Regions from separate parts of the Homo sapiens genome. Here region 1 is linked to region 2. Evidence: chromatin loops called from intact Hi-C (ENCODE). Cell type or tissue: PC-3. All regions are shown on one strand. Links, peaks and the distances in the headings refer to the core of each region. The heading gives the core; the rest is flanking DNA. Region 1 overlaps BMP5 (bone morphogenetic protein 5). Region 2 overlaps BMP5 (bone morphogenetic protein 5).

Region 1 (5,395 bases), core at 334-5,333, 72 kb before region 2:
AAAATCTATGAAAATGTACAATGTTTAAAAAGAGAAAAAAATACTATTTGTAGATTAGTAAGAAAGGTCTTTAGTGGTTTGGGGAGAAAAAAACAACAAAAACAAACAAACAAAAAACCCCATAAATCAAAAAGAATGCATTAACCTCGGCTTGGAAGGCAGTGAATTAAATACATATTACATAACTCTTAGAAACTAAAACCTTGTATAATTCTGAATAGTTGGATGTTGAAATTAAACTGGAGGTTGTGCTGTTTTATGACTTCTAAGACAATGAAGATCCTTGTCTTCAATATTGTGTTTGTTCAATTTCTTTCTAGAAAAAAAATTAGCAACTTTTATTGTTCTTGTTAAACAGGTTTCCTGGAGTTGTTAGGAATAAAGAAAATAGTTTTAAAATGTCAGGATCAACAGATGTAAATCCTATTTAGATTTTATTCAGGACTATAACACATGTCTAAATCAAGAAAAGATTTATTAACATGTACAAAATCCTTCAGCTATTTTAATGCTATAATGACATGAAAAGTTCAATGTTATTTGTTGTTCTGACTCTGTGATTACCCTTTCTATATAGGAGACACAGCCATCTCCAGAATCTTCAGTTCATGGCATATTACTGCTCACATGACTTTAAAGTTCAATTATAAATTAAATTTAGTTGCTTTCTTTTCTGTGCTTCCATGGCAGAAATAGAGTAGTATACAGGAAGCCAGAATGCTTGGATTGGAATCCCATATTCCACGCTTACTAGCAGCGTGAACTTGAGCAAGTTATTTAAATTATTTGTGCGTCTGGTTGCTTATCTAAAAAGTGCAGATAATAAGATCACCTTCCTCGATGAATGTTGAGATAATCTGCATGAGCAGCTACATAATCTGTGGACCCTGATGCAAATGAAAATGCAAGCCCCTTATTCAAAAATTATTAAGAATTTCAAGATGGTGGCAGCAGAGTATTACACCAAGAGCAGGGCCCTTCTAAGCCCGGGACCCTGTGCAACTGCGCAGGTCACTTGCCCGTGATGCTAGTCCTACATGTTTGATTACATGTTGTGGCAACAGAAACCATGTCCCATTCATCCCTTCCCGCCTGCCCCACCCACTGAGATGTATCAGCATTTCCAGAAGAAAAGAGACAGAATGTGCAAACTGAATTATTTAGGAGAGTTTAAATGATGTTATAATGTTTATAGTGTTGTGGGCAGAGGTTTTGTTTTGTTTTGTTGCAGCAAAACAAGGGATCATATAGTATCTTGGGATGGCAGGGTAGCCTTCACTACTCCTGGGCAGGGGGCATAGTTACCAGAAAGCTCAGAGGAGAGATATGTGGGGAAGGTGCCCTGACAGAAACTGTGGCATTGGGAGAAAGATGCCATGCATCTAATCCTTAGATACTCAGCGGGGGGGATACAGATACCAAGGGATAAATACCCAGACCATATGCTTTGGTCTTCCATTGGTTCACCCTCACTGAAAGCCAGAGAGCCACAGAACCCATTGGTGCAGTTCCTAAAAGTTAGTCTTTTGGTGAGAATAGCAGAATAGGGAAATGTGGAGAGTGGATCTTGAGGTACAAATGGAAGATATTTGGCACAAGTAGATAAATAAACATTGGTTGTTTAGTCAGCAAGTGTTCTAGAATTACTTCAATTTCAGTGCAAGTTACTGATATATATGTTAATCTTTGTATTATTTAGTTAATTTATAGTAAAATTCAAGAGAGAATAATAATTTAGTGTGAGAGATAATTACTTCAGGAGTTGGTGAAATAAAGTGGTAAATATAAGCATGGCATGCTGAAAGAAAAAATCCTTAAATTGTACATGGGTCAATAATTTCAGGTGATATATTAAAACCATTTTAGAGAAAATTGAAATTAAGAAACAAAAATTACCCAGAAAACAGAAGCCCCTAAAACAAGAAAAAGCAGCACTTTCAGATCACAATATGAACTGCGGACTGCAATTGCCAATGAAAAAATTCAGTATGGGAACGAGAAGAATATATGCAAGTATGTAGAGCAAAATGAAGAGCAATATATTTTTCAAATCCCTGTTTATTGTCAATTGTATGCCATACCTCCTGAGATGATCCACGACTGTGTGTTAAAGCTTTTTTGAATTCTGAGTGGAATCATATGATATTCTCACATGCAGCATTCGCATTCCATAGTTAATGTTGCAGGCATAAATAATGTTAGAATGAGGTAGATAGGGATTATTGTCTTTCTTCTTTGCTACCTTTATTCTCCTCTGGCAGACCATCTGTGACTCAGAGAGGCAGAATTTAGTAGTGGAGCAGGTATGTCAGCTATTTAGTTCTCATAAATAATCAAGCACTAAACCTTGAGGCCAGAGCCACTCCCTGCCCTTCAATCACAGAGAAACACTGAATAGAACAACTCCTTTCCAGTACAGTTTGTGTTTTCCATCAAATTTGCTACAGTTGGAAATTTCACTTATATAATTATTAAAAGAGGAAGAGAGGGTGCAACTCAGAAACTGTGTAGGCTCTTCTGCAAATAACCTTGATGCAGACACACAAAAGACTTATTTATCTAGTGGGGAAGCAATGAAGGTTATTAATTAAATATGCTTTATGTCAAAATTTTTGTAGATGTATTCTTTGCTCTGGGTGAAGAAGGGTCATTTGGTTCTCCCTTAACTGTTTTAGTAGGGTTTCAGTGTTAGGGTTTTGGAGCCAGACTGGTTTGAATTCCAGCTGCGTATCCTTGAGCAAACCATTTCACTTCGTTGAAACTATTTCCTCATCTAAGTGGAGCTCATAATACAGAATTGGAGTTAAGACTGTATAATGTAAGGTCCTAGACTTTTGAGCCTACATGAGACAAATACTAAATTAATGGTCTCAACTGCTATTACAACTATTTCTACTAGAATATACTATGGAGATCTAATGTTAGAGGAAATCTACATTCAGCCTACAAGACTTTGTCAAATAAATGCCTTGCTGAAATTCTGAAACATTATGCACATAATTTTTCCTCTGTCTAAAAGAAAAACCTTGAATTTCATTGACTCTTTCTTCAAGCTGGACAGCTGATGGACTCTGTTCCCCCACTAGAGTGCTTTGGAAAAGGTCAGTCTATGTCAGAGCCTTCATGAGACGGACTGTGGTGCTTTCCTCTGAGGACCCAAAAGCAACATTTTCTGTGATTAGCTGCTGAAAGGTGCTTTTCATACTACCTTTGGTCAGAGTCCTAGAACTATTCCATGGTTTTACTTTAATTTTAGATATTACCTGTTCCATTTCCTTGCTTGTTAAGGAGGGGAAACTAATTAGAAGCCAAGGTAGTAATATACAATTAGAAGATATTTGATTGTAAAGACATGGACAGTCTATAAAGAACCCTTTGAAAGAATGTAAAAAAAAAATGAAAAGTTTTTAATGCTTATTTTCATAAGTCAACTCACTTTGAGGGTTTTAATTTTTAAGAAGTTGATTCATGATGAAAATTTAGGTGTATAAACTTTTAAACTCTAAGCAGGAAAGTCACTCTGTTCAAATAATCTTTCAATCCTGGAGCTTTCAGTATTGTCTGTAACTCAAATCATGTCTGAATTTATGATTTATAATTTGCAGCTATTCTCATTACTACTTAAATCATTATTATAATTTTGTTTCTACTTAATACCATTCAGCCTTAAGTATTGTGACTTTCCTCGACGATTTGTTTGGGTTTTTTTTTTCAGATGCGGCTATTAAATATTTTTGTTAATTATCTTGAGTTGTTATAATAACTTATAATTTTTTAAACAGGATGAAAATGTATTTGTTTGGTCTCCAAAGCCACACAAAAGGCCATACATAAACTGTGGACATCTTCTATTACAGGATGCACATTGTAAAATCATCACATTGATTTTTGATATTTCATTATATATTGAGTGGGAAAACATAGATTTATTGTTTTCTCATTATTTGATAAAATGCTGGAAGATAAGTCATTAATATGATGTCTCAGTCTGTTTGTGTTGATGTAACACAATACCTGAGACTGAGTAATTTATAAGGAAAAGTTTGTTTGGCTCATGATTCAGGAGGCTGAGAAATCTAAGATCAGGCAGCCCATTCGATGAGTGTCTCATGCTGTTTTAACTCTTGGTGGAAAGTAGAAGGGAACGTGAGTATGTGCAGAGACACACAAGAGAGACTGGACTTATTACAGCCTGCTCTCAAGGGAACTAATCCATTCCCAGGCGACCAATAACTCCCTCCCTCCCACAAGATGACATTTATCTATTCATAACGGCAGTGCCTTCATAATCCAAGCACCTTTCACAAGGTTCCAATTCCAAACGCTGCCATATTGGGAATCAACTTTCAACATGAGCTTAGGAGAGGACATACTCAAATCGTAGTGATAATTACTGCTAGATTTTTAATTGTGATGGGTAGTTATTAAAATAAGTACAGATTCCAGCTACATATTTATTGATATATTCGAACCACCATTTAAGGTTTTTCTCTTTACACTTTACATTAAAAGTTATCATTCTTCAGTAATTTACATTGAGGAATAATTTTATTTATCAGAATTAAGTGAGCTTTTTTTTTATATGTGTGATGCATTCACGGTTATGCATCTTTAAAAATGGGGGTGTACCTTCTGAGAAACGTTTCTTTAGGTGATTTCATCACTGTACCAATATTATAGAGTGTACTTACACAAACCTAGATGGCATATCCTACTAAACACCTCAGCTAGATGGTAAAGCCTATTGCTCCTAAGCTACACACCTCTATAGCATGTTACTGCACTGAAAACTGTAGGAAATTGTAACACCATGGTAAGTATTTGTTTATTGAAACATATCTGAAAACACGTAATTGGTTGTGCTACATTATGATGGCTATGATGTCACTAGATGATAGGAATTTTTGAGCTCCATTATAATCTTATGAGACCAGTGTTATATATACAATCCATGTTGACCTAAACATTGTCATTATGTGGCTGCTTATCGTATATAAAATTTTCAGGTCTTAGTATGGTTGTAGCAGTGATAATTAAAGGAATAATAACAACAATAAATGTAGTTCCCATGGCAGAGACTGGACTCTGTGATTTTTATGCGTTATTTCAATTTATCCACATCTTAATTCCATAGGTAAATATATTTCTGCCAATGTATTGATGTAAAAATTGAGGGTGTTCTGAGGGTAAATAACTTATAAAAGTCACCCAGCTAGTGAATGGCAGAATCATTACTGGAGCCATGCTCTGGCGACAGTTTTTATATTCTTCACCATTATTCTTTGCTTTGTAACAAAATTTTGAAGAAGTTAAAAAGTATACAACTTTTAACAACAACAATAATAATGGCTTATATTTTTTAAAAGCATCTTTATATACGTTATGTGGTTTGATC
Region 2 (5,395 bases), core at 325-5,324:
CAGAGGTGAACTAGAAATATATGGCTCTTTTTAGACCATACCACTTCATCTTCCCAGATTTACTTTCCAATGAATTGCAATTTGCATCACCGAAATTCAGATATTTAGGCCATTCTTGATGCTTTTTCTAAATATATACATCATCATTCTCAGTAAACTATCGCAAGAACAAAGAACCAAACACCGCATATTCTCACTCATAGGTGAGAATTGAACAATGAGAACATATGGGCACAGGAAGGGGAACATCACACTCTGGGGACTGTTGTGGGGTGGGGGGAGGGGGAAGGGATAGCATTGGGAGATATACCTAATGCTAGATGACGAGTTGGTAGGTGCAGCGCACCAGCATGGCACATATATACATATGTAACTAACCTGCACATTGTGCACATGGACCCTAAAACTTAAAGTATAATAATAAAAAAAAAGAAAAAAAATACAAATTCCATAAGAAAAAAATATATATATATACATTTAAACTGGAACTGTCTCCTTCATAGACATGCTGGAAAGTTTTGGGATTTGAACATGGAGAGTTTGGAGAATTTTTTTTTCCTGAAGAGATGGCACAATTTAAAAATAATAGAAAATATCATTGAAATGACTACCAAAAGAAATTTGTTAATTTTGCTTCTGAAAGTTTACCTCCTTGTTCTTTTTTGTTTTTCATGTCTTTATTAATATCATGCCAAGGGATGACATTATGAGCCTTGCAGAATTGATTAGGACATTTTTGCCATATTTCAAATGAAAGCAGACCTGAAATCAGTGTAGCACTCAAGTATTTCCCAAGGTACAGGGTGACTGCTCCTGTTTAAGAAGTGAACAGTGTAAATGAGTTAATTCCAAGATTAAGGTCTCAGAGATATTTACCAAATATCTCAAAACTTTAAGACAATTCTTATTTTCTTGTCTGCTTATTTGGAGGATTTTTCAATTTAGGAGGAAGAGGAAGAATTTAACTGACCTGCTATCACACTGGGACTATAAAGGGTTCTACAAATTCTAGTGAGAACTAAAGGAATCATTTTACTGCTTTGTATGATATGCTTGTTATAAGTCTGCAGTATCTAAAACTGAATCCTATATCAGATGTGAAAAAAGCAAGCGTTTCAATCCTTCCTTTGGTAAACACTATGACTGTAATTGTGAAAAGACAATAAAACATTCATAGTTTGTATTAGGATATTTAGATTATTTCCTTATCATATTACATTTATTTGAATTTCTCTAGATTAATAGAAAAAAATCTAGTTAAGAAACGAAGATGTAGTTTCTAAGATACACATTTTTTAACTTTGTTTTTGTTAAAATGGTTCACTTTTAAATTTGAGTATTTTTCATTAAAAAAGTATGATTTATTAAAAATGTGTTTTCACATTTTGTAAGCCACCCTTAAAGTGACTTCTATGATGTATACAGACAGAAAATGCAGTAAAATAGTATTTAACACAGTATGTTGATATTTAACCTAGTATAATAATATTAAACAATGAATAGCTCTATTGTTTTCTATATAAATAATATGCTCTTAAATAGATTCAATACAATATCAAAGGTCATAAAATGCATAATGGTGTTATTTCTACTCTATCTTGAGGGAGATACAGTGTTTTACAGTTAACCTATTTGAGCCTGAATGTTTTCAATACTAAGGAGCTGTTGTAAAGATTAAATGTCAGAAATAGGTAATTTTAGCTCAGAAACTGCCTGTAGTAAGAGAATAATAAATTATTCATTATAATTCAACAAATGTTTATACATTTATAAATATAATGCTAAAATTAAGATTCAGCAATACAACCATAAACGTTAATAACAGTAACACTGTGCAGATTATTCTAAAATATATAAGTAAGTTCATATTCACAGCCATTACTGTCCCAAGGGGACTTAAGCTTGCAGAAGATATTAACAAAAGTTCTCATAGATTGTGCCACTCAACTCATGGGATTTATCCTTAAACCAGTGGTATTACTCTGTAATACTCTCTTGGTGTTTGGTATCCATAAAATAATTATATAATAAAAATAGAAAAAATATTAGAAAACTCCTTCTAAAACAGATGATTGCATTACATCCTGCCTGTGTTCCATTCATTTGAGAATTCACATTCATCCAAACTGGAACAACTACTTTCATTTGACTCTATTCAGTTTAATCCTTTGTTTTGAGGACTACTTACAGATGGTGGTTACCGGGAACACTGATGACCAGGGATCAAATTAAGAGCACTAAGTCAGTTTATAAAGGCCAATGAAAAGCAGGAAAATGGAAATTACTTTCAGATAGAGATTACTAATTTGTACCAGGTTTGGTTGGGAGCCTAGTAACAAAGGTTTTGTATCTTATTACTCATCACTTGAGTCACTTGTTCCTCTTGTTCTTTAACTAACTGCTGTTATTTTACAAACTGCTTTTGTAATGTTTTCACTTAAGTCTAGGAAATAATGATGTTCATTTAAACCTTTAACTTTTTTTGTTGTTCCTTTTCTTTTTAGGGATGCAGATCTGTTCTTGTTAGACACAAGAAAGGCCCAAGCTTTAGATGTGGGTTGGCTTGTCTTTGATATCACTGTGACCAGCAATCATTGGGTGATTAATCCCCAGAATAATTTGGGCTTACAGCTCTGTGCAGAAACAGGGGATGGTAAGCACTGAATTTTATATATTTTTTTGTGAAGCTTGTTTGACACATTGAGAGTTATCGTTTTTTATGTGATATAACCAATATATGTTTTATATTTATGATGTCCAAGTCAACGCATTCTATAGGGTAGTGCAAAACTATATTAGTTAGTTAATCAATTCAGAACACATTTATCCAATACATTTATTGTCAGGCTCTGGGGTGGGAGGTAAAGAAGACGTAGGTACTGCTACTGTTCTCAAGGAATTTTTAGTCTAGTGTTGAAGACCTGTATATGTAAGTAAGTAGCACTACTCTAATACAACAATACCAAAATAATATAGTTGTGGTGGTTACACAACTATACGATTTGTAAAAATTTATGGAACTGTACATCAAATAAGAATAAATATTACTATATGCAAATTATGTCTTAAAGCTCGACTAAAACAATGATAAATATGTATCAAAAAAGACACTAGGGAAGTAAAGGAGCTACCAATAATACAAAGTGGGAGAGAGGAGATGGGGATGGAATGAGTCACAAAAAACTGCAGAAAAATAATACCAAGTTAGTTCTTTACATATTGCAATGTTTGATCAAAGACTACTGCTCCAGAAGTACTTGTGGAAGGGTCTGTGGGAAATCTTCACTTTTAAGAAGGTCCAGAAGTAATTCTTATGCTCACAAGTATTTACTGGGCACCTACTATATGCCCTAATACTGAAAAATAGTGACACATCAAAGACACCATGGGAAAGCAGAACATACACAGCTAAAGACACCTGGGATGGAGCCAAAAGAGCCACTTGGTGAGATTCTGGAGATATAAAAGTGAGCCAATGCAGATGGCTTTATGAGACTTGCATTTGAGTGATGCACGAGGTAGTAATAACACAATAGTATTAGTGAATGCATATCACAGCACACTGAGGTGTTCAATGGATCTGTGAACATAGGATGGTGACTAGATTTGAGCTATAATCTGAAACACGAAGATGTGATTAGGGGAAGAAGTTGGGGGGCAGGCAATTCAGACACATGGAACAGAATTTGCAGACTGTGGTGATGGTGATACTGGCATATTTGCTCAGAAGGCTCAGGAAGCCAAGGCCAATATATTCAGATCTTTGTTGCCCTTTGATCACTCAAAGTTCAAACACTCTAAACTCAAATCTAGACTTGCAGGTCATTTAAAATTATATTTGTCATGATAGGAGGATAAGACATAATTTAATGGTGTCCTACCTTTAAATACTTAATATTTAATTTTAAATATTTATAAAAAACATCATGGAGATCTACATTGTGCTGTTATTCTCTACCCTAAAAATGTTATCACCAGGGACAGGGAGGATAATTTTTAAAAAGATCATTAATAAGAGAACGTATCTTATTTAAGGTTCACTGCTTCTTGTTGTCACAGAATCAGGCAAGAAAAACATTAGGCCTACAGTCTACCTCCCTCATTTTTCATTGCGGTGTTACACAAAAGCCTTGTTTAATAAACCACAGAGGTAAGTAAAAGCTGTGTCTGTCTTGGACCTTTTTCAAGGAGATTTATTGCTATAAATGCTTAAGACTTCACTATGGCGTTGTTTTACCTGCAGCCAGTTTCATAGCCTATGGATAATACCATTACCGATGCTGTGACTGCAAAGATTGTATATATGGAATGAAGTTCACACACAAATTGAATATATTAAAGGGTTAGTCTAGTGCGTGTTTTATGTGTCTCAAATCTTTTTTTTTTTTTTTTTTTTGAGACGGAGTCTTGCTGTTTGTTGCCCAGGCTGGAGTGCAGTGGCGCAATCTCGGCTCACTGCAAGCTCTGCCTCCCCGATTCAAGCCATTCTCTCGCCTCAGCCTCCCGAGTAGCCGGGACTACAGGCGCCTGCCACCATGCCCGGCTAATTTTTTTGTATTTTTAGTAGAGACGGGGTTTCACCGTGTTAGCCAGGATGGTCTCGATCTCCTGACCTCGTGATCCGCCCGCCTTGGCCTTCCAAAGTGCTGGGATTACAGGCGTGAGCCACCGCGCCCGGCAGGGTCTCAAATCTTGATCTAGAAAAAGAAAGTTCTTACTGAAAGTATTATAGGCAAAGGTTCAGACCTTCCCTATGCTCTCAAATCCAGATTTTTCCATAGCTTTTAATTACAATGTTGAATTTTCATAAACAATTCAAATATTCTGGATTATAGGTTAGAGTACAATTATGGCTTTACGATTATCATTAAAGGATCCTCAGAGTTCAAGCATTATAAATGTAGACTGAGTAAAGCACAAATTTAAATAATCTTCCAAGAATTCTTACAATGTTAAGCTACTGTACATTTATCGTCAGAAATGTGACTGGGAAATTGGCACTGGGGAGGTAAGCCAATCGTTCCTTCCCTGGTATGTGGCCCAAACAAGAAAAATGAAATTAGTGGTATGTGCTTCTCCCACTCTCCTCTTTGGGGATATGCTTGAAATGTCTAACTAAACAAATCAAGAAATCTATGAAATATGATCAGCCTGTTTCCTTTTAATTTCCATCTTCCCTCTTGCTCCACGTGGACTTTCTAAAGTTTCTCTTTTTGTTTTTTCCCCCACTCTTATCTTGTATTGGTTCTCTCTTTTACTATTTCCATAATTTAACTTCTATGTTGTTTTCAATTTATCTTTTTCTCTCTGAGAACTAGTCTATATTTTGACTTTCCCTTTCTCTATGATTAATTTTCTCTTATATTACATGGGTAATTTTACTTTAAATTACTAG

The links. Peaks named below come from ENCODE experiments on the same cell type or tissue, not always from the same donor. Only the 100,000 strongest peaks of a DNase experiment are listed, where the experiment ranks them.
Region 1: a loop joins it to region 2, with 9 times the contacts of the local background. A loop is called at or near these places in 1 of 110 quality-filtered maps.

The regions. Positions count from the first base shown.
Region 1 is chr6:55,863,224-55,868,618 of GRCh38, reverse strand. All of the region lies in intron 1 of BMP5 (bone morphogenetic protein 5), which reads left to right. Among named protein-coding and RNA genes, the nearest start is that of BMP5, 9.7 kb to the left of the region's middle. In PC-3, for the core only: no CTCF peak of the experiment used is centred there; DNase peaks (open chromatin) are centred at 2,288 and 4,078; H3K4me3 peaks cover 411 bases; H3K27ac peaks cover 4,104 bases.
Region 2 is chr6:55,791,537-55,796,931 of GRCh38, reverse strand. It overlaps BMP5 (bone morphogenetic protein 5), which reads left to right. Exons shown (of 7, transcript NM_021073.4): 3 at 2,505-2,653. Among named protein-coding and RNA genes, the nearest start is that of BMP5, 81 kb to the left of the region's middle. In PC-3, for the core only: no CTCF peak of the experiment used is centred there; a DNase peak (open chromatin) is centred at 2,301; H3K27ac peaks cover 1,237 bases.